Linked DNA regions of Homo sapiens: all the other regions are linked to region 3. Evidence: chromatin loops called from intact Hi-C (ENCODE). Cell type or tissue: endothelial cell of umbilical vein. All regions are shown on one strand. Each heading gives the region's core, and the rest is flanking DNA. Links, peaks and the distances in the headings are about the cores only.

Evidence for each region. Peaks named below come from ENCODE experiments on the same cell type or tissue, not always from the same donor. Only the 100,000 strongest peaks of a DNase experiment are listed, where the experiment ranks them.
Region 1: a loop joins it to region 3, with 4 times the contacts of the local background. A loop is called at or near these places in 7 of 110 quality-filtered maps.
Region 2: a loop joins it to region 3, with 11 times the contacts of the local background. A loop is called at or near these places in 4 of 110 quality-filtered maps.

What each region holds. Positions count from the first base shown.
Region 1 is chr6:3,880,845-3,890,698 of GRCh38, reverse strand. No RefSeq gene overlaps it. Among named protein-coding and RNA genes, the nearest start is that of TGILR, 26 kb to the left of the region's middle. In endothelial cell of umbilical vein, for the core only: CTCF peaks have their summits at 3,074 (motif pointing right) and 4,913 (motif pointing left); DNase peaks (open chromatin) are centred at 3,198 and 6,528; H3K27ac peaks cover 2,034 bases.
Region 2 is chr6:3,405,266-3,415,814 of GRCh38, reverse strand. It overlaps SLC22A23 (solute carrier family 22 member 23), which reads left to right. Exons shown (of 10, transcript NM_015482.2): 2 at 1-63; 3 at 5,473-5,627. LOC105374890 (a long non-coding RNA gene) reads right to left here and starts at 5,115. Exons shown (of 3, transcript XR_926397.3): 1 at 4,904-5,115. RefSeq lists enhancers at 363-864, 1,929-2,428, 5,012-5,156, silencers at 2,486-2,780, 5,828-6,048 and a cis regulatory region at 5,078-5,091. In endothelial cell of umbilical vein, for the core only: a CTCF peak has its summit at 4,743 (motif pointing left); a DNase peak (open chromatin) is centred at 4,724.
Region 3 is chr6:3,985,306-3,995,854 of GRCh38, reverse strand. No RefSeq gene overlaps it. Among named protein-coding and RNA genes, the nearest start is that of PRP4K, 31 kb to the left of the region's middle. RefSeq lists an enhancer at 4,609-5,108. In endothelial cell of umbilical vein, for the core only: a CTCF peak has its summit at 4,829 (motif pointing right); DNase peaks (open chromatin) are centred at 4,874 and 8,614; H3K27ac peaks cover 296 bases.

The sequences.
Region 1 (9,854 bases), core at 1,390-9,389, 110 kb after region 3:
ACTAAGATACTCACATGGCGAAGTGGCTTGCACTAGTCAGGCGCAGCTAGAAAAGCAGAGCTGGGATTCAGACTCATGCCTGAATTTTGTTCCAAAACCAGAACTGCGACCTCTTGTTTAGATGGCTTGTGGACTACTCATTGTATTGAGAGTACCGCTTTACTTCCGATTCTGCCCTGTATTTTTACTAAGTGAATACAATCTCAAGGATAACTTCTAGAATTCATCATTGCTTCATTATATTTCCAGTTGCCCCACACTAAATTTATCGGTCCCAATTAAGTCCATATAAAGAGGAGTGTCAGCGGAAGAATAACAAGGTTCATAAATTTGGAAAGGAGAGCTTCATTTCTTATAAAGGGTTGCAGCCTGCCAGGTGGCCATTCTGACAGGCAGGAAGCATAGCCTCCGGCCAGAATCCAGAAACAGACACTTCAAGGGTGGGAAGAATAAGGAATTTATGCTGAACGGGTGGCCAAATATACATATTCAATAAGCTACAGGAGGATCATAAATATTTATGAGAGAGGTAACCTGCGAATGCGCAACCAAGCACGATGCCTCTCTACATTCAAAAAATGGCAGCGTCAACATGATGGGGTTGAGTATTCGCCCTCTGACATCAAAAGATGAAGAGGGAACACAAAAACCCTCTCTGTGCATCCTCCGTAGGCCAGCCGGAACCACTCTGTGGTTGGTGGTCTCTTATCAGGAAGGAATACTGGTGGATTGTTTCGTCCAAACTTCAAAAGAGGTGCAGTGGTAGGTGGTTGGTTGATATCTGGGTGGTCTTTCCAAAGGGCTGGTTTCTGTTTAACCTTAGGGAAGAAAGCCTAAGGGGGGTTAGCAGGGGCCTGTCCGACCTCCCAACGGTCACGGTGGGGAACTCAGTTTTCATTTCCCTGGGATACCCCTGGCCAAGAGGGGATTGGTTCAGTTGGTTGGGAGGCACAGGATTTCATTTTTTTCAGGGTGTTAGTGTGGAAAAAACACAAAAGCTGCAAGTGCGTTTTCCTATTTTCTCACTCAACAACACAACAATCAACACAGATGAAGACTTCTGTGAACAAATGCGGGAGATTTCTCCCCAGCTGCAAACAAGCAAGCAGTTCTTCAGGGGACACCAGCTGGGTGTCCTCTAATTCAACTACAATGCTGTTTACCTGGAGGTCGTGTCAGATCTCACAGTGCTCAGTGTCTGAGGCTGCCATCCTTAACCCCAATCACTAGTCACAATTCTGCGCCTCCGGAACTTCTGACCTATTAGCTTCAAGTTGGGGTTCCCACAATCCCCTCTCTGGGTTTGATTAATTTGCTAGAGTGGCCCGCAGAACTCAGAGAAATACCTTTACCAGTTTACTTAAAGGACATTACAAAGGATACAGAAGAAGAGATGTGTAGGGCAAGGTATGGGGGAAGGGGTTTGCTACCCTCCGGAAACCTCCACCTGATCACCTACCTGGAAGCTCTCCAGATTCTGTTCTTTTGGGCCTTTTATGGACACGTCATTATGTAGGCATGATTGACAAAACCACTGGCCATTGGTAATCAACTTAACCCCCAGCTCCCTCCACTCCTTGGACATTGAGGGTTGGAGCTGGAAGTCCTGAACCTCTAATCCTGCCTTGGTCTTTCTGGAGAACAGACTTTCCTTAAACAGTCTAGGGAGCCCAGCCATCAGTCAATCATTAGCATATGAAAAGACATCATAAAAGTCAATTATAAAAAGACACTTGGAGATTCCCAGGATTTTAGGAGCTGTATGCCAGGAAACGGGATGAAGAACAAATATATATTTCACAATATCTCCCCTTGAGATGAGATTGAGAAATACAATAAATTAGAAAACAGATTTCATACCAGCATAACCAAAATAAATCTTTGCCAAATTCAGACGCAACTCAAATGTCCATTGACCTTAAAAACAATGACAACAAAGCCAACAACAACTGGAAGACCTTCCACTTTCAGGGCCAGGATGGGCAGACTGCAGTGGAAACCGGGGTGTGGATGCCACGAGCCCGCCCGAGAGCAGAATTTAGGAAGCAGCTTCTGGAATGTACTGCAGGTCTCAGTAGGCCATGAGTCTCGTAAGCCCAGTCTGCCTTCACTGGGCTTGTCTGCAGCTTGGCCTCGTGCCCCTGGACACAGGTATGAGGTGAAGATGGCAAAGAGATTCACATACTAAGAAGCCACCCTCGTCAGGCTGGCCTGTGCTGGAGTTTAGTGTCTGTCATGTTGGGGTGTGGCACCTTTGTTTGCAGGCTAGCCTTTATATGCCCCTGTATTTCATTGTTTGCTTTTGTTTTTTCCTTTAGTCACCTAGTAAACATTTCTACTGGAAAACCTTGCCTCAGAAGAACTAAGAGGAAAAGCAGTGTCCACACCCAGACCAGCCTCGCCAAGGAGGGCAGAGGTTCCTCTCGAGGACGGTCTTGGTCAACGTGGCCACAGCTCCTGCTCCAACTAGCACTCAAAGGAGTCTGCTGGGGCCCCAGGGAACACGGGGGGCAGTGGCGCACCCTCAGTGATGGCTGCTCTGTAGACAGAGCCCCAGGACTTCTCTCCCTCCTTCTTCAGCTCTCTGCCCTGTTGCTCTGCACAATCACAGCGCTTGTCACTTACATGTCTGTTTACCCGACCCCTTGCCAGCCTGTCATTGTTATTTTGGTATCCCCAGCACCTATGTGATGTGTAATATGTAATGAAGGTTTCTCTCATGAAACCAAATGGTGAGCATTGAAGTAGGGGGAGAGGCTGCATGAGCAAAAGGACCATTACCCTCTCTCTTCTACCAACTGGGAGGCCAACAAACTGAGGAGATGGGCTGCCCGGTGATGGGAGGACAACATGGTGCAGCGTCCTTAGAGAGCTTCCGGTAGGCCTCAGGCTGCTGTGAGGGAGCTTAAGGTTATTAGCTGTTAAACTGTTGCTATTTTGAAAAAGTTGAAAGAGCACTGTGCACTATGTGCTCAAGTGCATTTGACTCAGGAGATGGTTAAGAGGGGGTGAGTTTGGGGAATGCTTGCACTGGGAGAGAACTTGGGGTACAACTCCATGCGTGTCTGTGGGTCTCTCCACAAGATGGCACTCATCTCTTGTTCTTAGCTCCTGCTAATGAAAAGTTTGTAATTTTTAAATCCCTGCAGAGCAATGAGGATGACTTCTGTTTCCTGTATTGGCAACTTACATGTTTTATTTCCCTGGGAACCTGGGCCACGGTGAGGGTAGCTGCATTAGGTACTAAAGTCTGGTGAGCCCTAGGGGGCACAACGTGGTTGCACATCCTGCAAAACCGGGCTCCCTAAGTTAGTTTAAGCACAGGTGTTTGGAGTGGTCGCTAGGGTGACGTGTTTGAGTAACTTGCCCTATTCGATGCTGGCCTCGGCTAGTGGGACTGCTGCCATTATTTTGTATTGCTGTAACAGTCACCGGTCACACTGACTTTGTCTCTGAACACAACCCTGGGCTTGTTTGTGATTAACAGTGTCAATCTGCAGGAGAAAGATCCTTGGTCTCTGAACTTCATGAGAGGAGTTAAAAAAAAAAAATTGCAGACTGAGGTACCCAGTATAAACCATGAGGAGAATCCTGTGGAAGTCTTTTCACCACCTTTTGGACGCAAGGAGTGCGCTTACTCATGGGATTGTTGTATTATCAGAAGTAATGTACTTTATCAAGTCTCTTTCCTTCAATACAATCCTTCCAAGAGGATGCTGCCCAGGAATTTATAGGATGAGGCAAATTCCAATGATGCTAATCTGGCCTCATTGATAGATCTCCAGAATATTCCAGTTGACCCCAATTTTCACCAGTCTTGAGAAAATTTGCAATGGGCCATCCTTCCCCCTTCCTCATGTCGTGCCACAGGGCCGAACACTCAGTGGTGCTGGAGATGTTTGTCACACTTGATGTAGAATCTCGTTTCATACAAAGGCCACAGGGGAGACAATTCCCAATTCAAAAGCATTTAAAACAGTATGCATGTAGGCAGTCCTTGCAAATGTCACCAGCTAATGACAATAATCCGTCCTGTTTCTGCAGGGCCTTATAATACATGTGCACTTACATCTCTATCCTGCCTGCAGCCCCTTCAAGACACCAGGAGACAGATTGTTAGGTCCGTTTTGGAGAGAAGGAAATGAAGACTCAAGAAGGTCATGATTTCTACAAAGTCACAAAGCAGGCATGTCTCAGAATTGGGATAAAAACCTACGTTGCCTGAGTCTTGGCCCACTCTTTCCTTCAAATCCTTGGTTGTTTCTGGGTGCCAGGCGCTGTTTTAGATATTAGGAACACAGCAGCAAACAACTGTCAATTTACAAGAGAAGGATCGTTGGTCTCTGAACTTCATAAGAGGACTTAAAAACAAATTGCAGGCCAGGCGCGGTGGCTGGCCAGGATCGTGAAACTCCGTTGCTACTAAAAATACAAAAATTAGCTGGGCGTGGTGGCGTGTGCCTATAATCCCAGCTACTCGGGAGGCTGAGGCAGGAGAATCTCTTGAACCTGGGAGGCGGAGGTTGCAGTGAGCCCAGATCGTGCCATGGCACTCCAGCCTGGGCAACAAGAGCAAAACTCTGTCTCAAAAGAAAAAAAAGTTGCAGCCTAGCAACAAAGTATAAGCCATGAGGAGAATCCTTTTACCATTTCTTAAGCTTTCAGACCACCCCTTTTGACACAAAGGATGCACTTATTCCTGGGATTGGCCTGTTGGGTGGGGTGCAGTTTTAAACAGGGGGCTCAGGTGACATTCAAACAGAGGCCTGAAAGTGGAAGAGGTGAGTCACACAGAATTCTTAAGGAAGAGCTTCCAGGCAGAGGGAACAGCTGTCACAAAGACCTGCCATGGAAGGGCCTAGTGTATCCCAGGAAAGCACTGAGCCACCTGCTGGGGGACCTGGAGGCCACAGTCTGACCTCGGCTCTTCTTCTGACCAAGACGAAGCCATCAAAGGGCTTCAAGCTGACATGTGCTATGATATTTCTGACATCTTAACAGGGTCACTCTGGGAGATTTCCTTACAATATAAGTTGTCAATATAATCCAAGAAAACAATGGCCCAGAGGAAAAGAGTATTACATGACTATTACTGTAGGTCTCACAGTGAGGTGACAATCACAAGCACTGTCTGTGGGGTGCCTGCCATGGGCCAGGTAGTTGGCAGGGGGCTTTCTTTACCCACAACATTTCATCCCGTCCTTGCCGTTGGCTGCATGATGTATTTATTATTATGCCATTTTACAGATGAGAAAACTGAGACTCGAGTCCACAGGCTAACCAGTGGCAGCCTTGGGCCTTCACTCTACGGCCCTTCGCCTCTGTTGTGAGCACGTGCACATCAGTCAAGGCTGAAACGATCCTTTCAATGAAAGAAAATGTGATATTTGGTAAAGTGCCTTGAAAGAAATACTCTCATAATAAGAATTGGTAAATGTTGTCTAATTAACACATTGGCAGTGTTCTTCATGTCATTTCTACATGCCGTTCAACCTGCAAATATTATTTTTTAAAATTAATCTAGTAATATTTAATACTTTTTAAAGGGAGCCTTTGATTAACTTTGGTCCCATCAACAAACACTAATTGCATTAAGCTTTTTGAACAGCCTTTGTAAATGTAATCATTTGACTTCCTTAATTGTCTGATTAACAACAACGAAAAATCTTCCCAAGTACTTAAGTAATAATTCCTGTAAATATAACAAAATCTAGACATATAATAAATTTTAAATTCTCTTAAAATATCAACATAAAATTATAGTCTACATCAACTTTTTAGCTCCACAGTTTAAGTTAGAATTACAAGTTTGACTGACACTCCAGCACACAAAATCCTCTTAAATGTAACAAATAAGGAAAAGGCCAAATATCCACAGATTACCTCCTAACCCCAAGATATCAGAAATAGATTTGATTCATCTTCATCATTTCTACACTTAATGCTGTCTCTTTTCAGGATTACAAGTCATTTTCCCACTAAAAAAAAAAGATTCCGAATAAATTTGGAGTTGAATTTTCAAGTGAATTTTTGGGGCCTCCTTACCAGCTGGCCGAGGTTGCATCATGAGCAGGGATGTTAGCTTGGGTGCAGGAGTTAGAAGTAGAGAGGTCAGGATGATTTTTGTTGATTTTGTACTTGCTAAGTCACTGTCTTGCAAAGGTCAGCTCCTAGTCCTGGCCCCTACATTCGGTCATATGTCACCTGCTTCTGTACACTTAGACATGCCTGCAACCTTGCCAGGTCTCTGTAGCACATGGCTGGATTTAACAACATCGTTTCTGGTCTAATTCTATTCTAAATTCTTTTCATATTCTGCACATTTGCTGCAGCTGTAACTTCCAGCCACTGCTCAAAGATGAAGATGGGGCTTAAAGCTAGACAGTGGAGTGAGGCTAGCCAAGGTCAGAACTGCAGAGATGGCAGGTGTGTATGTGCTGGGTGAGGCCAGCTTGTTGAATGTTGCCATGGCCCGTCCTCCTCATTCGCCTCTGGGAAACACAGGAGGAAACTGCACAAACAGAACCTGTGTGCATCTGAGCAGCTGCATCCTCAGAAAGATCTGGCTAAGGCAGTGACATCATGAAACTGGAATTTCTTTCACTCTGGAGGAAGTGAAAAGAGCTGCAAATGGATCTTTAGGGACTGGTTATTATTCCCTGTTTTAATGGACATTTCTTTCATCTTAAAGTGCATTAAAAAATTGACGTGGCAATATAAATACCACCTTCCCCTCCACCTTTTTTTTTTTAAGCAAGATGTCTCTTGAATTTGTATTTGTTTTGCTACTTAAAACCAAATCTTTAAGGAAAGCCAATGCAAATGCAAGCTCTTCAGTGCTTATGGTCACTCAGTGGACTCCTTAGTTCCCAGCAAGCTCTAGCTGCCCAACTGAACTTCTCTTTGTGGGTTTTCAGAGGGCTGGGGAATGGAAATGGGTTGGTGTGGTTCTCCAGTTTGCTCGTTCTTTGCCGTATGGCAGGCTTTTCACACACAGATGGGCTGCTGAATGTTCTATCATTGCAGACTTGCCTCCAGACCCAGGTATATTTCAAGAGCAGAAACCATTGGCACAATCACCCCTTATTCTGTTTGTGGAAGAAAGTTGCCATCCACACAGAAAATTATAGTTTTGGCCGGGCGTGGTGCCTCACAGCTGTAATTCCAGCACTTTGGGAAGCTGAGGCGGGTGGATCATGAGGTCAGGAGTTTGAGACCAGCCTGGCCAACATGGTGATACCCTGTCTCTGCTAAAGATATAAAAAATTAGCCAGGCGTGGTGGCATGTGTGTGTGATCCCAGCTACTCGGGAGGCTGAGGCAGGAGAATCACTTGAAGCCGGGAGGCGGAGGTTGCAGTGAGCCGAGATCACACCATTGCACTCCAGCCTGGGCAACAGAGCAAGACTCTGTCTCAAAAAAACAACAGAACAAAACAAAAATTATAGTTTCTATACATGTGGGTTTGGAATTTGAACAAGTTATTTTATTCTGGGAATGCTTTATCATCGCCTAAAATGACGACTTCTTTCCTAGTTGTGATTTCTCTTTGCCACGTTACCAGGAGGCACAGAAGGCACAGGGAGGAAAGTTCTGGGTTTTCCTCTTGCGAAACTGAGAAGCCACATTAGGGATGAGGCAGTCATCTGAGCCAGCATCTTGTCTGGAAATAATTATGGCTTGCTCACAAAGCTGTGGAAATCTGCAATGCAGAGAAATACAACATCCTTGCAAACCCAAATAAAGGGCAGCAAATCCTTTTGGACACAGCTGTGCCTAAGACTCCCGGAGTGAAAGGAGCAAAATTGTACCTATGACCCACTGTGTCTATTGGAAACCCTAGAATCAATGTCATGTTCATCACCCTGTTAAATGGCAACAGATTTATGAGGAGAGAAGCTTCCAGAAAGACTGCAGAATTATCTTTTTTGGTGCAGTTTGGGACTTTAATTCTCAAAGGATTAAAACCTGTCCAGGTTCTTCTGGTGTGTTCCTTCCGTCTATACAAGGAGCATGTGATTCTTTAAAAATGTTGACTTTGCAGATCCCAATAGTTAGGTGGGAAATTGAGACACCAGAGAGGCATGAGGTTCCTCATTTAGTCTGGACTCAGTTCCTTTCCTAAATTAAAGGAAATGTACCATGCTGCTGACTTTGTGAGTTTGCTTTCAGTGCATGCTATGTGTGAGGTTGGAGAGAGTATGGGATCAAGCAGTGTTGGGAACAGGCCCCCCCGCAAAATCTGGCCATAAACTGGCCCCGAAATTGGCCATAAACAAAATCTCTGCAGCACTGTGATATGCTCGTGATGGCCATGACGCACATGCTGGAAGGTTGTGGGTTTACCGGAATGGGGGCAAGGAACACCTGGCCCATCCAGGGCAGAAAACCGCTTAAAGGCGTTTTTAAACCACAAACAATAGCATGAGTGATCTGTGCCTTAAGGACATGCTCCTGCTGCAGATTACTAGCCAGAACCCATCCCTTTATTTCGGCCCATCCCTTGTTTCCCATAAGGAATACTTTTAGTTAATCTATAATCTATACAAACAATGTTTATCACTGGCTTGCTGTCAATAAACACGTGGGTAAATCTCTGTTCAAGGCTCTCAGCTCTGAAGGCTGTGAGACCCCTGATTTCCCACTTCACGTGCTGTATTTCTGTGTGTGTGTCTTTAATTCCTCTAGCGCCGCTGGATTAGGGTCTCCCTGACCGAGCTGGTCTCGGCAAAGCAGTGTGACCTGTTTGCAACATCTGACTTTTCCTCTCTATTGAGCCCAGCACAGGGGCCAGCCAGAGCTCACAGTCCCAGCCTAGTAGGGATTGGCTACACAAGTCTTTTGAAGAACAAGCCCAGATGCATATTTATTTTGAGTTGCTCAAGAAACTCGGTTGATAAAATTGCAAGTGTGAGAAGTGAGGCAGGAGAATCTGTAGTTTTATCTCAGTCTTCTCCTGCCACCATGTGTGTTGGAGAAAACAAGTGCACAAGAAACTGGGGCTGGGGGTTCACCAGGGGTGAGGGAATGGGAGTTGGTGTTTAACGGGTACAGAGTTTCCATCTGGAAAGATGAAAAAGTCCTGGAGAGAAATGGTGGTGGTGGCTGCACGACACCGTGAATGTACTCAGTGCCACTGAACCGTCCACTTCCAAATGGTTAAAGGTGGCAAATTTTATGTCCTGTGTATTTTAACATGATGTTTTAAAAACTTAAAAAGTAAGGTAGTGGGAATCTGTAACTCAATTAGGCAAACTCTAAGATGACCCTGCGAGTCCTTCTCCTGGAGCATGTTCTCGAGAATCTCCCCTTGAGTGTGGACAGGACTTGACGGTATTTCACTCCTGTGATTAGGTTACTTATTAGGGAAAGATAAAGGGATTTTGCAGGTATAATGAAGGTCCCTAATCAGTTAACTTGGAGTTAAGCAAAAGGGAGATTTCCCAGGGTGAGCCTGCCCTAACTAGGCCCCTTACCTGGGGGCTTCCTGAGGAGAGATTTGAAGCAGCAGAAACCCCCTCCCTTGTCCCCAAAGATTTGCATGTTATGGAGAGGACCACCGGGCAGGGAGCAGCAGGTTGCCCCAGGAGCTCAGATCCTGCATCCTCCAACCACAAGGACCTGAATTCTACCAACAGCCAGTGAGCTTGGAAGGGGAGTCTGTGCCTCAGAGAGGACTGCAGCCCTGGGCAGCATGACGATTTGAGCCTGGTGAGACCCTGCGGGAGACCCCACTGATGTGTGCTTGGATCCCTGGCCCGTGGGAACTGTGAGTTAGGAAGTCCGGATTGCTGGAAGTGGCTAAGTTTGTGGTCGTTTGTTAGACAGCAGTAGAAGATGACTGTAGCCCTGGTA
Region 2 (10,549 bases), core at 1,114-9,113, 580 kb after region 3:
TAAGTTCTCCTTACTGGTTGGATTAATCTTTGGCTACCTAATAACTGGATGCATTGCTGACTGGTGAGTACCAACATGCCCGCCGCACGAACCTTTGGAGGCCACAGCACGCCTTTGCTGGCTAAAGAAAAATAGTCAGTGTTAGCTTACCATGACTGTCTTTTCCCAGTGCCAGAGCAGAAGGCCAAAGCTGCCACGTGGAGAATGCAGAGCTCGGAGAAATGGCCCATGCATGTAGCAGATCATTTGGAAGTGTGAATTTAAATTCAACGCAATTCTCTAGCTTCTAGAATATAGCAAAACCAGCCTGCAGCCCCATCTACTTCTAACCTTTGACGTTTCATTAGAAAGAGCTTGAAGACTTATGTGCAGGGCTGCAGGAGGTGGATGCACTAAGGGGCAGCTGCAGAAGATGCATTAAAAAATAGGGGATGGGGAAGCTAAAGACCCTTCCCCCATGCGAGCTGAATGAGTCAGGCAATGCTGATTAGCTCCTCTACATGTCACGTGGATTTTGGAGAGGGGCAGTCCTTGGCCAGGAGATGCCTCTGTGGGGTCTGTAGGGAGCTGCACCTTGAGTGATAAAGAGCATTTCGGTAATACAGATGGGCGCTGTGGGCAGGGGAGGGTGGTGGCCAGAGGTGAGAATGCATATGCAATAATGATAACATTAGCAGCTGAAAGATTACCGTGTAGCAGGCACTGTGCTAAGTAGTTCCATACATTAACATCTCCTTACAACACCCCGAATAGGAGATGCTATTATTACCTGTGTTTTACAGTTGAAAAAGCAGAGAAGTGTAAGTAAAATCTCCAAGTTCACTCAGCTTTAAGCTGGAGAGCCAGAACTTGAAACTCAGCCACCACGTGGCCTCAGAGCCTGCCCCTCCACCAGGATGCTGCAGCGCTTTTATTTAAGGCATTCTGTGGTCACAGGGGCAGCAGCGGTGAGGTGTCTAAGCAGGGAGGCAGTTGCACAATGTTGACAGGTTTTTCAAGTAGCGAGATTGCTCAGGAGAGAGGCGTAGTGTAACTGTCTCCCCAGCTTACATTCTTTTATCTTTAAAGGATTTTTTTTTTTTTTTTTTTTTTTGGTGAATCGAGACATCTTGGCCTTGAGGAAATAAGGGCCCAGAGTGATATGGAACAAATTCTATAGGTTCTGTGACCTCTGCACCTCAGTTAACTGAGAATGCTGGCCAAGGCAAGTGCCTGGGCGGACAGCAGCAGAGGGTCACATTACACATGTGGAAAATTTCTTCCAAAACCCAGCGTGTATTTGGGAGTTCCTTGAGCTGACATGTAATGTGATTTCCTGTGTGCTTGACATCTGCCTCATCATGATTTGCAAGTGCTTCTCATGGACACGTTCTCTGTGGACAGCAACAGAGAAGCAGTCAGTGACCTCTGGAGACCTACGCAGGGGACCTCTTGGGGGCTTTCTTTGGTAGAGGCAACACAGGGTTTATTTTTTTAAACCAAATACTTGAGTTCATAGGTTTCTAGTGTGGGCTATATTGGTCTAAAATATACCGTTTCCCAGAAATCTACATTGAAATAGGTTAGAAAAATATACTAATATAATCCATGTCACTGTCTTTCTAAAAAAATGCAAACTCAACTGGGGTTGTAGTGTCCTTATTCAATAAATAATTTAATAGAAAAGTAAAAATCGACTTTTATGAATGAACCAGTCTGTAACAGTTTAAATTGTTTAAAGATTGTTTTCTTAACTTTCTTCTTGTACACACATGTGATGTGGCCTCCCTGATCACACACCAGGCCTGAGGACAAAAGAGTTTGGGTCTTGCTCTTAGAGTAACCAGAAGTCTGACATCGCAAACCATTTCTCTGCAGTTGCTTTTCTGAGGTTCCTCCTCAGATGGGCAAGATTGAGGGGGTGCCCCGGGAATCAGGGGCAGGCTGCCTGAGTGGTAGTTTTTGAACATTTTGAGTGGCCTTCCCTTTCAGTTTGAAAGCTTGGTATTTTCCAACTCCATTTTCTGGCATTTGACTCCCTGCTTGAGCCTTGCTTAAAAGGAAATAAACCCATTTAAAGGGAACTCCAGACCTCTCGGCTATGGGCCCTGTTTCATGGCTGCAGGGGAAGTGGATCAAGTCATACAATATGCTTCCTAAGGCTGCAGTCAGCATTTAGTAACATTTAAGTAGTACACTTCTTTCTTCAAAAAGTTACATTTTTGACACCAAGTTTTGTCTGGGGATGTTCACTGGGTATTGGTATAGAATCTGCTAGCTCAGGTGGGTGGGAGGGCCGATGGCCAGTGGCCCCAGGGATGCGCTCACTTCTTCGCTGTGTTTGTTACTGCAGCAGCCCTCTGCCCCCTTCCCCAGCCTGCCCTGGGAAGCTGGCCAGTATGGGCTTCCACAGAGGACCCCTTGCCCGCCAGCTCCTGGCCGAGTGTGGCCAGTGGGGAGCACCAGCTGTAGATCCTCAGGGGAGAAGAGAGTGAGGTCAGGCACTTGTATGCCCAGCTTGCTCTCTGCCAGGTTGGAGGGGCCAGCCACCTCCTGTCCATGACCTCCACACAGCACCTCTTTCTCTCTGGGGCCAGGACCATCCTTCCCCTACTCCCTGCTGTCGAGAGCCGCAAGGTCAAACACCGTCTGTTGTGGGTTCCCTCTCAGCTTGTTTACTCTTCTGTAAATAATCCCTTTATTACCATCTCCTCCAGTCACTTCATTTGAGTGGGACCTCTGTTTCCTGTTGAGACCCTGTGTCGGTTCTCTATGGCTGCTGTTACAAATTGCTACCTGCTTGGTGGCTTCCAAAGCCCACATGAATGATCTTCCAGCTCTGCAGTTCACAAGTCCAACAAAGGTCTCACTGGTCTAAAGTCGGGGTGTCAGCAGGGCTGCATGCCTTTTTGCAAGACCCAGGAGATAATCTGCTCCCCTGCTTTTTCTAGCTTCTAAAGGCCACCTGCATTCCATGGCTCATGGCCCCATCCTCCGTCTTCAGAGCCAGCAATGTCAAGTCAAGTCCTTCTCACACCACTACCTCTCTGGTTCCCTGGAGCCAGGGGAGGTTTTCCTTGTCATTAGATTGGACCTACCTGGAAAGTCACCTCATCTCAGGGTCCTTAAGCTTAATCTCATCTTCAGAATTCCTTTTGCCATGAAAGGTAAAATACTCACAGGTTCTGAGGATTAGGACATGGACAGATTTGAGGACCATTGTTCTGCCCACCACAGATCCTAAGTGATAAAGTCCTCTGCATTACGGACAAGGACTGTGGCTTTATCAGTCCTCTCTGAGAGGGTTCTGCCCTGGGAGCCAGTTTCTAGGAGAACCATCCATGCTTGTAACTAACATGTATTGAACGCTTGCTGAAGCATTTGTTCATATCCACTCCTGTCGATAACATTATGAAGCAGACATTAATTGGCCCTTACCAAAGGGAACTCCAGGCTCGTTTGAACAAGCCTGGTCTTACTCAAGGTCACATAGTTCAGAAGTGGTGATCCTGGATTCAGAACCAACACACTCTGACTTCAAAGACAGTGTTTGCCCTGTAGACCTTGATAAGTTTTACTTGTTGATTTTAGCCACCATTTTTCGGGAGGCAGCACGCTTAAAAAAATCGAACATCTTTTCTAAAATATCAGAACAGAGCAAACCATGTTTGGTAGGCATCAGGGACGTGGAAACGCAGGAAGGAATGAGCACTACAACATTGCATTATTTCCTCTGCGCCAGGCGTTGCATCTGTGCCCATCATCCCCCCTAGTGAAGGATCTCAACACTCCACAATGTGGGATGCTTATCCCCATTTCACAGACCAGGAAAGTCAAGGGTAATGCAAAATGTTAGAGTTAGTTCATTTTTCTTCATTTTAGGAGAATGACTAAAGCTGTATTTTAAATTTATTTTTGTCAATGAGTTAGATTTGGACAAAATCAGCTACACAGTCTTTGCTGGTAAGGGCTTCCTGATCCCAGCACTGGACAAGGGAAAGTAATGGCTAAAATCTCCAGGTGAGATTATTGACTTACATTGAGCTCCTAGCCTTGGCCTTGTTTCACTAAACCAAAGTGACTGATGGGAATGGTTAGAACTAAAAGTTCTGAGTGTAATTTCATCCTGTTGTTCCTTTCCCTGTATTTTCTTAAAATTCCATCTATCTCTATAGGGTAAGGCCATGCCTTAATTTTTTTTTTTGAAGTTTTATTGACATATAATTTGCATCCCATAAAACCCACCCATTTTAAGTGCACAATGGAATGAGTTTTAGTATATTTGCAGAGTTGTACAGCCATCACCACACTCTGAATTTAAAACATTCCCATCCCCTCAAAGGATGATGGAAACATCACCCCCCAGTCCTGGACAACCACAAATCTACTTTCTGTTTCTGTATATTTGTCTTTTCTGGGCATTTTACTTGCATGTAGATGTCTTGTAATTAACACGTCTAGGACAGTTCGAGCCCCTCAGCTACCCTTTGTGGTACTGGGGACAGGAGGTCTGGATTTTTCCCCCTTTTTTCTCCTGGCAAATAGCATCCACTCTGCCCCCATTTCTCTGAGTTATCCTTTAGACCAAGCCAATCGTGTTTGATGGAGAGTTATTGTTGCCATTTTATTTCTAATCGGTTAATCAAGGAAAGATGGAAAGTTAGCATGGGGCCACAGGAACTGGTGACTTCCCCATTCTTGTGGACCACCCTCTACTGTCCTCCCAGGCACTCTAGAAGCACATCGCCCCCTAGTGGTCACTGATCTGAAACTGGCCAGCTCCAGAACCCACGAATTGAGGGTATCTGTGGCCGTTTCCAGAGAATCATCACAGCCTGGGCTCCCTGCCTCTCAGTCCAGCCGAGGGGCTGCACTGTCAGCTCACTATCAGGTCACTGGGCATTTAAAGTTCACGCTGTCTTACCTTAGTGTGTGATCCCTTAAAAATTACTTCTCGTCGTGTAGCTGAAACAAATTGACAGATGGCTTGGCCCTGGCTCGGATAGGCTGTGTGTAGGATCAGGTATCTGACTTAGTTAACAACCTGGGGAGAGGAAACAAAGCCGCTTTGCTTGGTGACCATGTTGACTTTTGATCCAATCCCAAAGGTCAACGATTTCTCAAGACTTTTTATGCTGGGTGTATCAAGGTTCCTGTTTGGAGAATTATTAATTTTGTTCCCCTTGCCTTGAATTATATCACTATACACTCAGAAATAGACTCAGCAACAGGAATTGGGCTCAAGTCTGAATTCTCTTACTCTGTAATTGGTTGATCTCTGCTCCCTTATCTCGAGAATTAGGGGGTTGGGCTAAATCTCCCTTTTTACCCATAGTAGCCTAGGATCTAGTGAAGTGGGTATAGATGGCACAGGACTTTTTACCCAGTACTCATTCAACATATATTGAGTGCCTGCTGGACACCGGGTTTCAGCATCTAGCGTCATTGTCTTGTTTCACAATGATTCCTAACTTTTTCCCTCTCCATATGCAGGGTCGGCCGGCGGCCTGTGCTGCTGTTTTCCATCATCTTCATTCTGATCTTTGGACTGACTGTGGCACTGTCAGTGAATGTGACAATGTTCAGCACACTCAGGTTCTTTGAAGGATTTTGCCTGGCTGGAATCATTCTCACCTTGTATGCTTTACGTAAGTAGGAGCCTTCACGACTAGTCTTGAAAGAATTTAGCAAAAGTATTGTTGCCTGGGAGGTTCTGGGAAAGATACTGTGCATGCTGCTCGTGTGGGCTGGCAGTTTTGTGGAAACACAAACATTAAAGGCCTCAAGTGTTGTGAAAGAGGCTTTTCAGGTGATGCCGTGAAACATTTCACTCAATCCTGATCTCCAGCTCGGGCTCAGTGCACATCAAAGGACACGGGAGGTTGCGTAACTGCTTGGAGGAGTGGCGATCGGTTCTTTCCTGATATGGAGAGGCTTTCGGTTTTCTTCAGAATTGTCTGCATTGACATCCTGTGTGCTTCTATCTGGTGCATAATTGGGTATCCACACAGAATCCAAACTTTCCACATTCTCATGTCCACAGTTGTGTCCTTAAGTGGTCTGGAACTGAGACCTAAGCATTGGTACTGGAAAAGTAAATGACAGCATTAGCTAGTATTTGGTCTTTTTAGGAGGGTGAGACATTTCTTTCATTGATCTATCTTGTCTGTTGGCTGTATTAACTCTGCTGAATATAGTTAGGTTTCACTTATTTGTAGGTGGTGTTTGCTAGAACACAACCACACACCCATAAGGAGAAGAAGAGTTTTAGGCGTGGTTATTTTACTTATTTACTGGCTTTATACTTTTTAGTCACTTTGTGGAAAGATCTGTTGGGAATACTGTAAGATTTACCATGTATTTTGTCTTTTTCTCTTTCTTTGACCACACGCACAGGAGTCAGGTATAGATTAAGTAGCAATTTCCAGTGTGACAACATAAGAATAGTTCTAATTCTCTTAAATTTGCATATTAAAGACTTCTTTTAGATAGCTAAAATTTTTGTTCCACTAGAAATATAATCCATTCAGGACATAGTTTTATTGTCACAGGAAGGAGCAGACACAGAAAAAGGCTACCGGTATATTCTTCTAGATCCGTAGTTGGCCGTTTTGTCATCAATGTTTAACTGAATTGTAGTTTCTTAGAAATCACCTTTTCCAGTTTACTTGCATTTGTCTTAGAACCCTTGTCTCTTGGGAAGTTCTTTAGGAAGATATGCATGACAAGATGAGTGGGCCTGGGTGATGGTGTTTGGGGAACTTGTTTCTTTGAATAAATAATGCGAGTATTGGGCTTGAACCTCCCCAGGCAAAATGCCTGTGCCGTTGTCTATGGCCCTGACCCCTGACAGTCTGTGCAGAGGAACAGGTCTAAGCACTTTTCTGGAGAAGCCTCCTGGTCCTGCCCTCAGGCAATCCCTTGGCCCACATGTGTGCAAGTGCGCCGGGACCCTTGCTCTGGGCAGCCGTCCTTGTCAGGCTTCCATTCTCACAGGGGGAGGGCAGTCCAGTCCTCTCACGTGGATGGTCATAAAAGGGGACAGCTCTGCACTAGGACAAAATGGAATAGCTGTGCTTCAGGAGCTCTGCAGAGAATATAACCTCAGCCTCACCACCCCCAGGCAAGAGAGTGTTCATGGAAAATTACCTTACCGCAAAGATGGTGTATTGGTTTTATCTTGCATGCCAATTACTAATGACTGGCTGAAGCTGCCAGAGAATGGGGAGAAGACTTCTGAGGAGACTTTGGGGCTCAGCAGAAGAGAACACCTTGATCCATTAGCCATGTCTGCCAGTGTCAAGGAAGGAGGGTAGGGAAGGGCTACCTGTGTAACTGGCATTTGCCATCTGGAGAGACTATCCATGAATGAAGCCAGACCAGGAGTGAATTGTACCTGAACGGCATTGTTTCCACCTCACATATTCATAGAATTGTTTTACTGACTTGCACTGTGACATCATGCCATTGACCTCTGAAGCCAGTTGTTATATTTACTACAAAATATTATGTTGAAGATGTGTTTTCATTAGATTACATAGTGAGCTGTTTATAGCAGAAGGTTCTCTTCTACTTCAGAACCATTCAAAGAAAGTACTTACCCTAGGAGATTGCTTCCCTCCAGTCTCTTAGGCACAGAATCATATAACCCAGACACTGGCAAACTTTTTCCATGTGGGAAATTTTTCAGGCTTTGCAGGCCATATGGTCTGTCACAGTTACTCAACTCTGCCATTGTAGCCTGAAAGCAGCCATAAAGAATATGTAAATGAGCAGGTGTGGCTGTGTTCTAATAAAACTTTATTTACAGAAACAGATGGTGGGCCAAATTTGGCCAGTGGGCCATAATTTTTCAACCACTGATGTAAATATTTGTGTGTGGGCCTGATAACACAAGCTTTAAATTCTGACCTCTCTCCTAGTTTCATCTTAACTTCCCTACTTTAATGTCTGCTTTGTCCCATTTTTCTTCCTCCATAATTTGTGTTATTTTGTGTGTATCTTAGTGTGTATGTTATTTAGTGTAAGCAGCCTTAGGTTTTTTTCTGCAATAAAGCAGGGCATAAATGGTCATGTTTTCTTAGATAGGGACCACAAATTAAACAAACATCATGACAAATGCCATTGCAGTGAAAATGTCCCAAGTATCAACAAGTGATTGACCCACTGTTAGACCTAATAAAGTATTTGGGGTTACACAACTAAACTAAACCAAAGGGCTGTGAATGATGACTCGGAGTTTGTTGAGATATTTAAACAATGAAAATTTAGGAGAGTTGGTTGAGAGATGGCAAAAGAGCAAAGCTTCTGAGAGAAGAATAAAAGGAAATAAAGGGAGAATTTAAAAAGGAAATAGTCATAATGGGCAGGTGGGATTGGGGTAGGATATGGTTGGGGTGACCCATGTCTCTGCACACATGGCAGTCTTAGGAGAAGGCAGAGGCTGGTGACAAGAAGTTAAGACAGCAACTCCCAGTCAATAAAGCTGAGTCAAAAAGCGGAGTCACTGAATATCCATATTAATGTACTTGCTAGCATTTTATACACAGTAGTATTTATGCCTAGGTAATGCTTGGAAATTTGTTTTACTTGAAGAAAATTATTGATAAGCCAGGTCACAGGGTTGAAGTACTTCTTAACTCTAAAGGGAAGTTTAAAACTTTGGGACATTGATTATTTGGAAGTTACATTTGTAATGGCCCCAACTTCTTTTCTTCCTCCAACCATAAGGTTTTTATCTCACTTAATGCATCTGCTGGAAAGGCCTGTGCTTTCTCAGAACAGAACTGGATAGCATTCTTTTTTTAGTCTTGCAGGTGCTTGGCAATGTAAGTAGGGAAAGTAATGATTTTTGCAGTTTTAGTTTCTTGTATGGCTTGCCGTAAGGGTGGACTCTTCATTTTGAGAAATGCTGCTGACTTGTGGAAGTTTTCTGCTTTATTTGCAAGGCTGCTGAAGGTTTTTTTTTTCTGCTTTGGAGTTTTTCTAAAGTACATCCCAGTTAAATACTCTACACTTTACATGTTTGTTTCCCTCAAGTCGCCAAAGGGAGATGTGGTTGTGTAATTAGTACATAAAATAGAGATTACTGGCATCTTCCTAAGGAGTGTTTGCATGGAAGCAGAGTGCACATTGGCAAGAGCAAGAGAGAACAAGCCAAGCTCAATGGATTTCCCCAGCACAGTAGTGGCCTCTAAGACCTTTGTGAGCCACTGAACTAATTTCTAAATACACTTGGACTGGATCAGTGGCCTCTGGACACACATACGCACACACACACATGCGCGCACACACACACACACACACACAGGCAGTCGAAAAACTGACTTAGCAAGGCGAGGGGCACGGACCAAGAAAAGAAGCAATAGATCACATTTTCCTATTTGTTTATGAAAGTACAGTCTTATTTTCAGCCTAAAGAAATGGACACTTCTCAGCATAGGCGGACGTGATTGGTTGTGGTATGAATCCTTTTCCTAACCAGGATCCATAATATCACAGACAAGGTAATATAGCACTGTGAAGGATGTGTCTTTCTTCAAATGGAGCCATGAGAGATGGTGGTTTTTTAAGTTGATTTGATGTTGGATGTAGTAAGTCCTGTGGGAGAGAATTTTTTTAAATAAAAAATACTGTTTAAAAGTGTCTCTTCTAACTTGATCTCTACCTTTTCCCCTCTCCACTTCTAACTGCCCCCCACCAGCTACACTTTCCCAGTTTGAAATAATGAACAATACCTTTTGCTGACAGACCAAACCTTAGTTCCTGTGGGCAAATGAAGGGTTTTTTCCCCCCAACAATGAACAATTTTCTTGAAAAAGTCTCTCAAAGATGTTCTTATTGTAATAACCCTCCTTCAACCCAAACAGCCTAAATGATTGGATAAATGTTACACAAGATCAAGGAGCAACCAGGAATTTCACAGCTGACTCAGTTACTGATTACTTTGCAAAAATAGAAGCCAAGTCTTGACTTAACTGGTAATAGACTCAGAGTTTGAGTTTGCTCTGGGTGGGGTGCTGATCCCTTTTTCACATGACAGAAGTGATTGAGTAATTTCTAATGTGCTGGTGTTGGATGGCTTTTTCTTTCTCACTATCCCATATATTTTTACACTTTGATATTTCCCTGAACTAATATTCCTTGCAACTTATTTCAGTCAACAGGATCTTTAAGCATCAGCACTATGCTATATATGTAAAAAAAAAAAAAAAAAATTTGACTGAGCCAAATGGCTCCACAGAGTGAGTTGTCAAAGTGTGGAATGAAGAGAATGGAGATTGCCGATGTCAACTAGAAATGGCTTCAGCTACCTTGTGGGCTTCTGGGGAGCAAACATTTGCTCTGCATTTGGGTGAAGGGAAAGTTTCGCATGAATACGTGCTCGGTCGTCTCTTTGTCTCCACCCGGTTTCCCCATCTTCAGATACGTGGGCCTTCCCAGTAGCAGCAAGTTCTCAGGGCAAAAAGCCCTTCTCCTGGTGGGACCAACTCCACTCACAAGGCTATTTCCACCAAGGAAATGAGTCAGAGTTTACCGAAGGCCTTTGACAAACTTTTTTTTTTTTTAA
Region 3 (10,549 bases), core at 1,400-9,399:
TGTTTGTTTTTTGAGACAGAGTCTTACTCTGTCATCCAGGCTGGAGTGCAGTGGCACAATCTCAGCTCACTGCAACCTCTACCTCTCAGGTTCAGGTGATTCTCGTGCCTCAGCCTCCCGAGTAGCTGGGATTACAGGCGCCTGCCACCACGCCTGGCTGAGTTTTGTATTTTCAGTAGAGATGGGGTTTCACCGTGTTGGACCAGCTGGTTTGGAATTCCTGACCTCAGGTGATCCCCCCACTCAGCCTCCCAAAGTGCTGGGATTGCAGGCGTGAGCCACCATGCCTAGCCAGTTACACACTTTTTAATGTGATTATTAATCACCATTATTTCTACTTATTCAAGCTGACTGTTCACATATTTTACTCTTTTTAAAGCATGCATTTTAAATAAATTGATAATAAATGTTTTTGTCAAATATTGCACGTCTTCTCCCCTACATTTATTGAATGCTTACTGCATGCTAGGCTCTGTGCTAAATACTTTACATACATTATTCCATTTAATCCTCACATTAATTTTGGGGAATGTGTTATTTTCATGTTCACACAAGGAAAATGGGTTCAGAGAGGTTAAGGAATTTGCCCAAATTTACAGTTAGTTTATTTTTATTTTTATTTTGAGACAGGGTATGTCTCTATCACCCAGGCTGGAGTGCAGTGGCACGATCCCAGCTCAGTGCAAACTCCGCCTCCTAGGTTCAAGCAATTCTAGTGCCTCAGCCTCCTGAGTGGATGGGACTGTAGGTGCCTGCCACCATACCCAGCTAATTTTTTGTAGAGGCAGGGTTTCACCATGTTGCCCAGGCCTGGTCTTGAATTCCTGAGCTCAAGTGATCTGCCCGCCTCAGCCTCCCAAAGTGCTGGGATTACAGCCACGAGCCACTGTGCCCGCTCCACAGTTTTAGAAGTGGCATTCAAACAGAGCTCAATCACAATAAAAGGCACATCACAAACTATGATAATCCCCCACCTCTTGGATTGTCTTTTATCTCTTAACTTTGTGGAGGGTTTTTGCTTTGATTTTGTTTGTTATGTTATAATGAAGTTTTAAATTGTTAATCATTCCATATGGTGTCTAGGTTTTCCGCCATGATTATAAAGCCCTTCCCTAGCCCCATGTGATACAATTTTCTTTCTTATAATACTTTTATATTTCATTTCTTTTTAAGTCTTTGGTATATCTGACAGCAATTTATGTATGATTCAGATGTATATTTTTTTCCCCAAAGGTCCCAACACCTTTACTGAATAATCTTTTTCCCATAATTTGAGATGACACCTTTATCATACACTTATATGCCCTGTATATTTGAGTCTATATCTGGACTCCCTTCTGGTATAAAGAAGTGCAGTTGACTTTTGTATAACGACCTTATACCTGTCCACCTTGTTAAACCCTCTTACTATTTCTAATATCATGTCTACAGATTCTGATTTTCTGTTAAAATGGTTAATAATTCTGTCTCTCTCTCTTTTTTTTTTTTTTTGACATGGAATTTTGCTCTTATTGCCCAGGCTGGAGTGCAGTGGTACAGTCTTGGCTCACTGCAACCTCTGCCTCCTGGGCTCAAGTGGTTCTCCTGCCTCAGCCTCCCAAGTAGCTGGGATTACAGGCGCCTGCCACTACACCTGGCTAATTTTTGTATTTTTAGTAGAGATGAGGTTTCACCATGTTGGCCAGTCTGGTCTTGAACTCCTGACCTCAGGTGACCCGCCTGTCTCAGCCTCCCAAAGTGCTAGGATCACAGGCGTGAGCCACCGCGCCTGGCCCTTAACATGGTTAATAATTCTCTGATAAAGATTGTTCTAGTCTTTTTCAATCCTTTCTCATCCTTTTGATTCAACTTATTTTTCTTATGTGCTATTGAAGTCCTTCAAGTCTATGTTGTTTTTTTTTATTTCTAAAAATAAAACCAAGAATACCAGAAAACCCTAAGGCTGAAGTAACTGAAAACCAAACTCAAAAATTGATCTGTAGGGTTATTCAGTTACTCTGTTGGTTAGTCACCAGGTCGTGTAAGTGCAAGTCCTAATCAGGAAAAACCAAGACTTTGTGAATTAGGATGGGGACACTCCAGAGGATTCGGAGACCTCCTTGACTCCATGGAGTACTCTGAACTCAATGCCTTGAGCCTCCTCTGCTTGTCAAAGCCTTTCCTTCCTCTTAATCCTCCCGAGGGTGTTTTCCTCCTGACACCAAATGTGTGATGTCCGTTCTAACACCAGCCATTTCTCCAGTTCTCTAGACATCAACCGGATGTCCAATAATTCAATTAAATTCTGATACTGTCTGCCTGCGTTAGCATCCACCCCTACAAGTTAAAGGCTCAGTCCCACAATACTTCCCTACTTCAGATGTCAGCTGTAAATGGGGTGCCCAGGTGATCCACATTTCTGCCCAGGTGACTACAAATTTGGGGGTTCCCATGGCCCCTTCCCCTCAGTTTCTATAATTTGCTAGAATGCCTCACAGAACTCAGCAAAGCCCTGAAGCACTGATTATTCTCATTTTATTATAAAAGATAACAGCTCAGGCCTGGCACGGTGGCTCACACCTATAGTCTCAGTAACTTGGGAGGTTGAGGTGGGAGTATTAGAGCAGGTAGTTAGACGTGAGCAGGGCAGAAGAGGGTCCTTCCACCACCAGGAATGTTAGGCAACCATCAGGTGATGGTCAGGTGGTTGTTAACTGTCTCTTTAAAATAATAATTGGTTGCAGCCAGTGCTAGGGAAAGGCAGTCTCCCAACAGATAGAAAACACCTGAAACTGGTGACTAGCAGCTTCCCAATATGATCTCAGGAGTTGGGTGAGTGGGCTCAAGCATGTGCACTCAAAGGCAAAATGGCAGAGTTTAACGGGTATATGACCTTCCTCTAGGAACATTCAACTTGTAGGAAAGAACGCCTCAATGTGCATTTGTTCAACTTCAGTAAACACACTGTGCATTGGCCCCCTCCTAAGTGCTGGCAGGCCACCGCACATGCAGAATACCAGCATATGAAACCCCAAGTCAGAGGTCAAACTGGGCACTTGAACTCCTCAAGACTCCTGCTTGGCTATCTTCCAAGTGTACCTTACATTCTTTGATTCCTGCTTTAAAACTTTTTAATAAACTTTCACGCCTGCTCTAAAACTTACCTCCATCTCTCTCTCTGCCTTATGCCCTTCAGTCGAACGAATTCTTTCTCCTAAGGAGGCAAGAATTGAGGTTGCTGCAGACTCGTGGATTTGCCACTGCTAACAGGAGGATTACTTGAGCCCAGGAGTTTGCGTCTCCAGTGAGCTATGATGTTATCACTGCACTCCAGCCTGGGCAACAGAGTAGGACCCTGTCTCAAAAAAAAAAAAAAAAAAAAAAAAAAAAAGATACTGCTGAGGAACTGCCAAATGGAAAAAATGCAGAAGAGAAGATATAGGGAGAGGGGCAGAGAGCTTTTACGCCCTCTGTGGGTGCACCAGCCCTCAGTACCTCCAAGTTTTCAACCCGGAAGCTCTCCAAACCCTGTTCTTTAGGAGTTTTTATGGAGGATTTGTTGTGTGGACTTGGATCGATTAAGTTATTGGCCATTGGTGATTAACTCAACTTTCCGTCCCAAGAGATTGGGAGTGGGGCTAGAAGTTCCAGCCTCTAAAGATGCCTAGGTCTTTTATCAATCCACCCTCATCCTGAGGCCATCCAGGCAACCCCAGGCACCAGTCAGCTCATTATCATACAGAAGATAATCTTATCACACGGGAGATTCCAAGGGTTTTAGAAGCCATGTACCTGGAACTGGCACAAAGACCAAATATGTTTTCTTGTGCTTTACCTCTCTTTTAAAAACATGTAACTCCTTGTTATGGGTTGAATTGTGTCCCCTGCTTCACGAATTTCATATGTTGGAGTCTTGACCCCCAGCACCTCAGAATTGTTGATGAAAAGAGTCAAACTCTGTAAAATATTTGAAGAGATTTATTCTGAGCCAAATATGAGTGACCAATGCCCATGACACAGCCCTCACGAGATCCTGAGAACATGTGCCCAGGGTGGTTGGGGAATAGCCTAGTTTTATACATTTTAGGGAGACATGAGACATCAATCAAATACATGTAAGATATACATTGATTTGGTCTGGAAAGGTGTCACAACTCAAAGATGGAGGGTGAGGGGCAGTTCCAGGTCATAGGTAGATTTTAAAATTTTCTGATAGGCAATTGGTTAAAAGAGTTATCAATAGAATGTCTGGGTTTCGATAGGGGTTGTGGAGACCAACTTTTAAATTATGCAAATGAAGCCTCCAGATAGCATGCCTCAGAGAGAATAGACTAAATGTTTCTTATTAGACATAAGTTCTGTGTTGATGTTAAATGCTGGTTGGCTCTTTCTGAATTCCATAAGTGGGGATGGTATAACGAGCCATGTCTGACCCCCCCATTTCCATCATGGCCTGAACCAGTTTTTCCGGTTAACTTTGGAATGCTCTGGCAGAGAGGAGGAGTCCATTCAGATGGCTGACGGATCTTAAGATTTTATTTTTGGTTTACAGAATATAGCCTTATTTAGGGATAAGGTCTGTAAAGAGGGAATCAAGTTAAAATGAGTTCATTATGTAACTGAGTACTCTCATTTTTCAGTTTATTTTTTAATTATTTTCTCCTCTCCCCTTTCCCCCGGCTTATGCCCCCAAAGCATGCCTGCCTCAGAACCTTCACCCTCTAGGAGGGGTTGCCTTGGAACTCCCACCCACCAGGAGGGCATGTCAAAAGCACGCCCACTTGGCCACTTTTATAACTTCTGCCCAGGAAGGCACCAACTCAGCTACCCAGTAGTTAAGGCACTGGGCCAGCAGGGGGACCCCTCGCCCTTGCTCACTCCTTCCCCGGCCTTGGATAAGTGCCTACTTTCTGCTCTGGGAGCAAAACGTCACATGTAAAGGCAGGACTAACGTTCACGACTCTTCCCCAAGCTAGCTTCGGAAGAAACCGCTTTCTTTATGCCAGACCTCGCTCTTGTTAATTGGACTACGCAGGCAGCAAGCAACTAACCCTCTGTTTGGTGACGGTTATGGATGGGCGCCCTAATCCGGTATGACTGCTGTGCTTATAGAAAGGAGAAACTGTCCAGGCGCGGTGGCTCACGTCTGCAATCCCAGCACTTTGGGAGGCACAGGCAGGCGGATCATGAGGTCAGGAGATAAGACCATCCTGGCCAACATGGTGAAACCCTGTCTCTACTAAAAATACAAAAATTAGCTGGGCGTGGTGGCGCGTGCCTGTAGTCCCAGCTACTCGGGATGCTGAGGCAGGAGAATCGCTTGAACCAGGGAGTCAGAGCTTGCAGTGAGCCAAAATCGCGCCACTGCACTCCAGCCCGGTGACAGAGCGAGACTCCGTCTGAAAAAAAAAAAAAAAAAGGAGAAACTTGTACATGGAGATATGCGTAAATGTACAGGGACACAGGAAGAAAATGGCTTTCTACAAGCCAAGGACAGAGGCCTGAAACGGATCCTTGCCTCACAGCCCCCAGAAAGAGCCCACCCTGCCCCAACACCTTGATCTTTGATTCCCAGCCTTCAGAACTGTGAAACAATACATTTCTGTTGTTTAAGCCACTTGGTTACGGCAGCTATAAGAAATTGATACACTTTTTTTTTTTTTTTTTTTTTTTGAGATGGAGTCTCACTCTGTCAGCCGGGCTCTGGAGTGCAGTGGCACGATCTCGTCTCACTGCAACCTCTGCCTCCCTGGTTCAAGCAATTCTCCTGCCTCAGCCTCCCGAGTAGCTGGGATTACAGGCGCCTGCCACTACCGCCAGCTAATTTTTTGTATTTTTAGTAGAGATGGGGTTTCACCATGTTGGCCAGGCTGGTCTTGAACTCCTGATCTTATGATTCGCCCTCCTTGGCCTCCCAAAGTGCTGGGATTGCAGGAGTGAGCCACTGCGCCTGGCCCTAATACACTTTTTTATATGAGGAAGTTACATTGTAAGAGCAAGTAAATATTCCTCTATACATCCCCAACCACTTCCACTGTATATAGACCAGTAGCTAGAGTTAAATCCCTGTATGCCCCAAGGGAAATTACAGATTTAACACAAGAGAAGGCTTACACATCAAAAGACTTGTAAGACTTTGATAATTTATGTCTTCTCTTCCCTGAGATAATTCTTCCAAAGCTTAGCATTCACTGGCTTTTGTTTATCATGCTCATGTCCACTGCCATTTTTTGATGTACTTAATTCATAGGTCCCTTGTTGGCTCTTTAGTCCTCATTATTCATTTGAAAGCTTCTGGACTACCATAAGGCTATCTATGAGATGTTGGTATAGCGCCCTGAACATCTCTCTTATCTTACTTAGTACACTTGTATGACTTTAACTTGTATTTTCCCCACTAGGCCCTGTTTTGTGTGAGGATTCCCAGTGTCTAGCACAATGCCTGGTACATACCATGTGTTTAATACCTAGTTCTTAAAGGAAGAAGGAAGAGAGGAAGAGGAAGGAAATTCTATCCAATAAATGCTATCTAGGAACAATGTGGATTTATCTTTCTCTTTAGTTACTTAGGAGCTACATTAGTATCCTTAGAACTTGTGCTGGAGAGATTAGTGTTGGCAGTTTATTATTTCGTTACCCTTCGAAACTGCATGGGTAATAACAGACTGTGGATAGTCTCACATGCTGTCTCCAAATACTTTCTCCCTAAAACTAGAGCATATCCTCTTAAACACTGGCCTTGTTCGCCACCACCATGGCCCAGAAGCAGGCCCAATAATCCTGGGGAGTGTTCCTGACTGGAACTCTGGGTCAGAAAGGATAAAGATGACTTAATCTCGCAATCCCACTTTCTACTCGGTTCTGATACTCTTGATGTACACATGTTCCTCTGCTAGGTGCTTTTCATTTTTTTGAGGGCCTTCAGTCTTCTGTTCAAGTGTGCATGGTGCTTCTAAGCCTTCTCACTTAGTTTTGAAATTAGCATTCTACTCAGAATAGATAAATGCTGCCAACTTGCAGTTCTTTTGCTTGGCCCAGATTCCCTTATAGTTTGCAGGTAATTTTCAGGGTCTTCAGTATGAGATTATTTTCATTTCCTAGTTTCAACACAGATGGTTTTCTCTTTACTTTTGGTTCATTTCCGTGCATTTTGGGGAAAGGAGATAGATAAATGTGCACTTTTCAGCTACCTTTCTGGACAATATTAGCATTTCCCCTTTACTTCTGAATATCCTTTGGACTCTCCTATATTGGAAAAAGAGGGTGATTTATGACTATTTTAATGGAAAACAAAAATAAATCTATAGACAAGTTGTTAGATATATTAAGAGTTTAACAAGGTGAATATTATAACAGCTATACCTTCACCCAGCTACCCTTGCTGGGCTCTAACTCGCTGTCTCTTTCTCTTGTTATTGTTGTTGTTTTCCCCCATGGGTGAGTTCTTTATGGCAGTCTCCACCATTTCCTCATAATCATTTTCCTTTTGATTTCTATATTCTGACATCCAGTTCCCATCATACTGCGGCAGCTGATCTCTCAAAATAAATTCATTGATTTTTTTTTTTATAATTGCAGTTACATTTTTTCTCCTTTACTTTCCTTGCACACAGGACTGTATTTGATGCTGTTAATTAACCCTTCTTTAAAACTTTGTTTTTTGTTTACTTCTGTTTCTTTACTGACTGTGTACAGTAATCAGAAAAATCAGAAAAAGACCTGATTTTCTCTAAATCAGGCCTTTTTCCCTCAAGGATCTTTGTGGCCATTTCCCCTGGTTTTCCTTGAGGAGAAAACTATCTCTCTACATCTCCCTCTTAACCCAACTTCCACTCCGCTATTTTAATAGTCTACTGGATGCTACGGTGAACAATTTAAAAGACAGAAGGACTGGGTGACAAACGTGAGGGAATTTGGACTGATGTCTGCATGTCTGGCTTGAGTAACAGTAGGGACAGCAGTGCTGTTTCACATATACAAGGAACATGAGGGAGAAAAGGGCTCAAGAGGATCATTTTGATTACAACAAACAGGAACAATGGAAACCACCTGACACCAGTCCCAAACCACCAGTGACATTAGTCCAACCACTTTAAGAGAGTCTGAACTAGGTAGAAAGGCAAACTGATAGAGGCTCTCGGGAAAGGAGTAACTACTGAGAAGTCAGCAAGAGAAAAAGTAACTTGACAACACTGTTTTCAAACCATTGCAGCTACCTGAAAAGATCCCCTTTCCTGCTCTGGGAGGCTGTTCCATCTTCAGCATCAGCACTTTATCACAGAAGGCCTAAGCAGGGGAGAATGTTGCCACAGAAGCCAAAGAGGGAAAGTCTTAGTGAAGAGTCAAGAAAGAAAAGTCTTGGAGAAATACTTTTCGGTATGGCAGTGAGGAGTGTGGTGGCCTTCTTGAGAGCACTCTCACTGCCTTGGTGATAGGGGTCATTTTGCAGCATGTTGGCTGCAGAGAAGGCAACCTAAAGAAGGCATTCATGAAATGCAGCCTGCTTCTTGAACGAATCTGGATGAAAGGCAGGAGAATGCATGGCAGCTGGAGGAAAGCCAGGATGCAGGAGGGCATTCCTTAGGGCAGTAAAGTGGACGTACATGCGGGGTTAGAGAGCAACCCAGAAGCAGGAAGCATGAGCCAGAGTCCAGGGTGCTTTGGAAAGATTTAGATAGGGGGTAGGGCCCATCCTTCTCTGTCATAGGAAGCAGGATGTAAATGGAGTTTCTCTGGTTGGCTGGAGGTTGAGGAAGTTTGCTTCCTATGGCTTCTATTCTCATCTACTGAAATGTGAGAAGAGGCAGTGGGAATGGAAAAGCTACCATGGGAGTGAGAGGAGAAACTCAAGATAAATGAAGGAATTTCTGCAAGCAGTGTGGAAAGCTGAACTGAGGCTGGAGCCATGCATTTGGGGTGACATCAGATCTTCAGCGGAGTGCTTTTTTTTTTTCCAGCTTCACTTAATAATGTGAATAAAGATGATTTTGGTATAGGAATTTGCAGGATGGCTAATAGTGGAAAACAAAGGAAAATGGGGTAATAATAGAGCCTGCCATTTCAGAGAGTGATCAAAGTGACTCACAGTGAGATCTAGACTAGAGAGGGCAGAAATGAAAGGACCAAAGAGGAGAAGATGATCTCAGTGGAGATAAAAGGTAGATGGACGAGGAAAACTAGAGAGCTAGAAGGTTGTGATTGGAGATCAGGATGATGACATTTAAGAGCCAGAGGTGAAGTTTAAAAATAGGGATTGTGAGCTGTCCATGTTGGCACATGCCTATAGTCCCAGCTACTATGGAGGCTGGGCGGGGAGGATCACTTGAGCCCAGGTGTTTGAGGGTACAGTGAGCCATGCTCATGCCACTGCCCTCCAGCTTGGGCGATAGAGCAAGACCCCAACTCTAAAAAAAAAAAAAAAGAAGGAAAAATAGGGATTGTGCAATAGAATCAAACACAGAGGTCACTGGATAATAACAAACAGTAGTTTATGAGTAGTTTTTGTGTAGCTTTGTTTTTTTGATTTTTGTTTTTTTGTTTTTTGTTTGTTTGTTTTTTGAGACAGAGTCTCACTCTGTCACCAGGCTGGAGTGCAGTGGCACAATCTTGGCTCACTGCAACCTCTGCCTCCCGGGTTCAAGTGATTCTCCTGCCTCAGCCTCCCGAGTAGCTGGGACTACAGGCATGTGCCACCACGCCCAGCTAATTTTTATATTTTTAGTAGAGATGGGGTTTCACCATGTTGGCCAGGATGGTCTCGATCTCTTGACCTCGTGATCCGCCCACCTTGGCCTCCCGAAGTGCTAGGATTACAGGTGTGAGCCACTGCGCCCAGCCTTTGTGTAGCTTTTTGAGCAGCAACACAATAGTGGATAGAGCTGTAAAGAACACAAGGAGAGGAAGGGAAAATTCAAACAGCTGCGGCTTGTTGGTCTTTTAATGCCTGGTTCTTGATTTTGAATCCACTGCTGTCTTTACAGGAGGGCACTAATTTCCAGCGAAGAAGTGTAAGTTGCTTTGATCGTATCTCATTCTTACAAAATGTAGACTCACCAATGGCTGTTGTTTTTTTCAGTGGGCCTAATGCATATAGCTTCCAGATGTAAAGGTAAAGTACTCCAGTGGATGATTCATTTTAAATTAGAAATTAGCTTAAAGGCTAATAAAAGTTGAAAATAAAATTTATCTCAAACCTAGTTAGGTGTTTTTTCTTTTTGGCAAGAGAAAATGGATATGAGGAAAGTATTCTTCCTGTAGTGGGAGATCAGGGGCAATATGGTGATACCATAGCCATGGCACAGATAAAGTGGGATCTAATAATTTAGTTAATTTTATCTGTTTATTTGACTGTAGGTACTTGAGCATATAGTTGTTTTGTTGTTGTTGTTGTCATTTTTTTAAGAAAAAGCATCGGTGTTCTTTTGTTTTGTTTTGTTTTGTTTTTTTGAGAGAGAGAGGTCTCGCTGTGTTGCCCAGGTTGGTCTTGTACTCCTGGCTTCAAGTGGTTCTCCCACCTTGGTCTCCCAAAGTGTTGGAGTTACAGGTGTGAGCCACTGCACCCAGTCAAGTT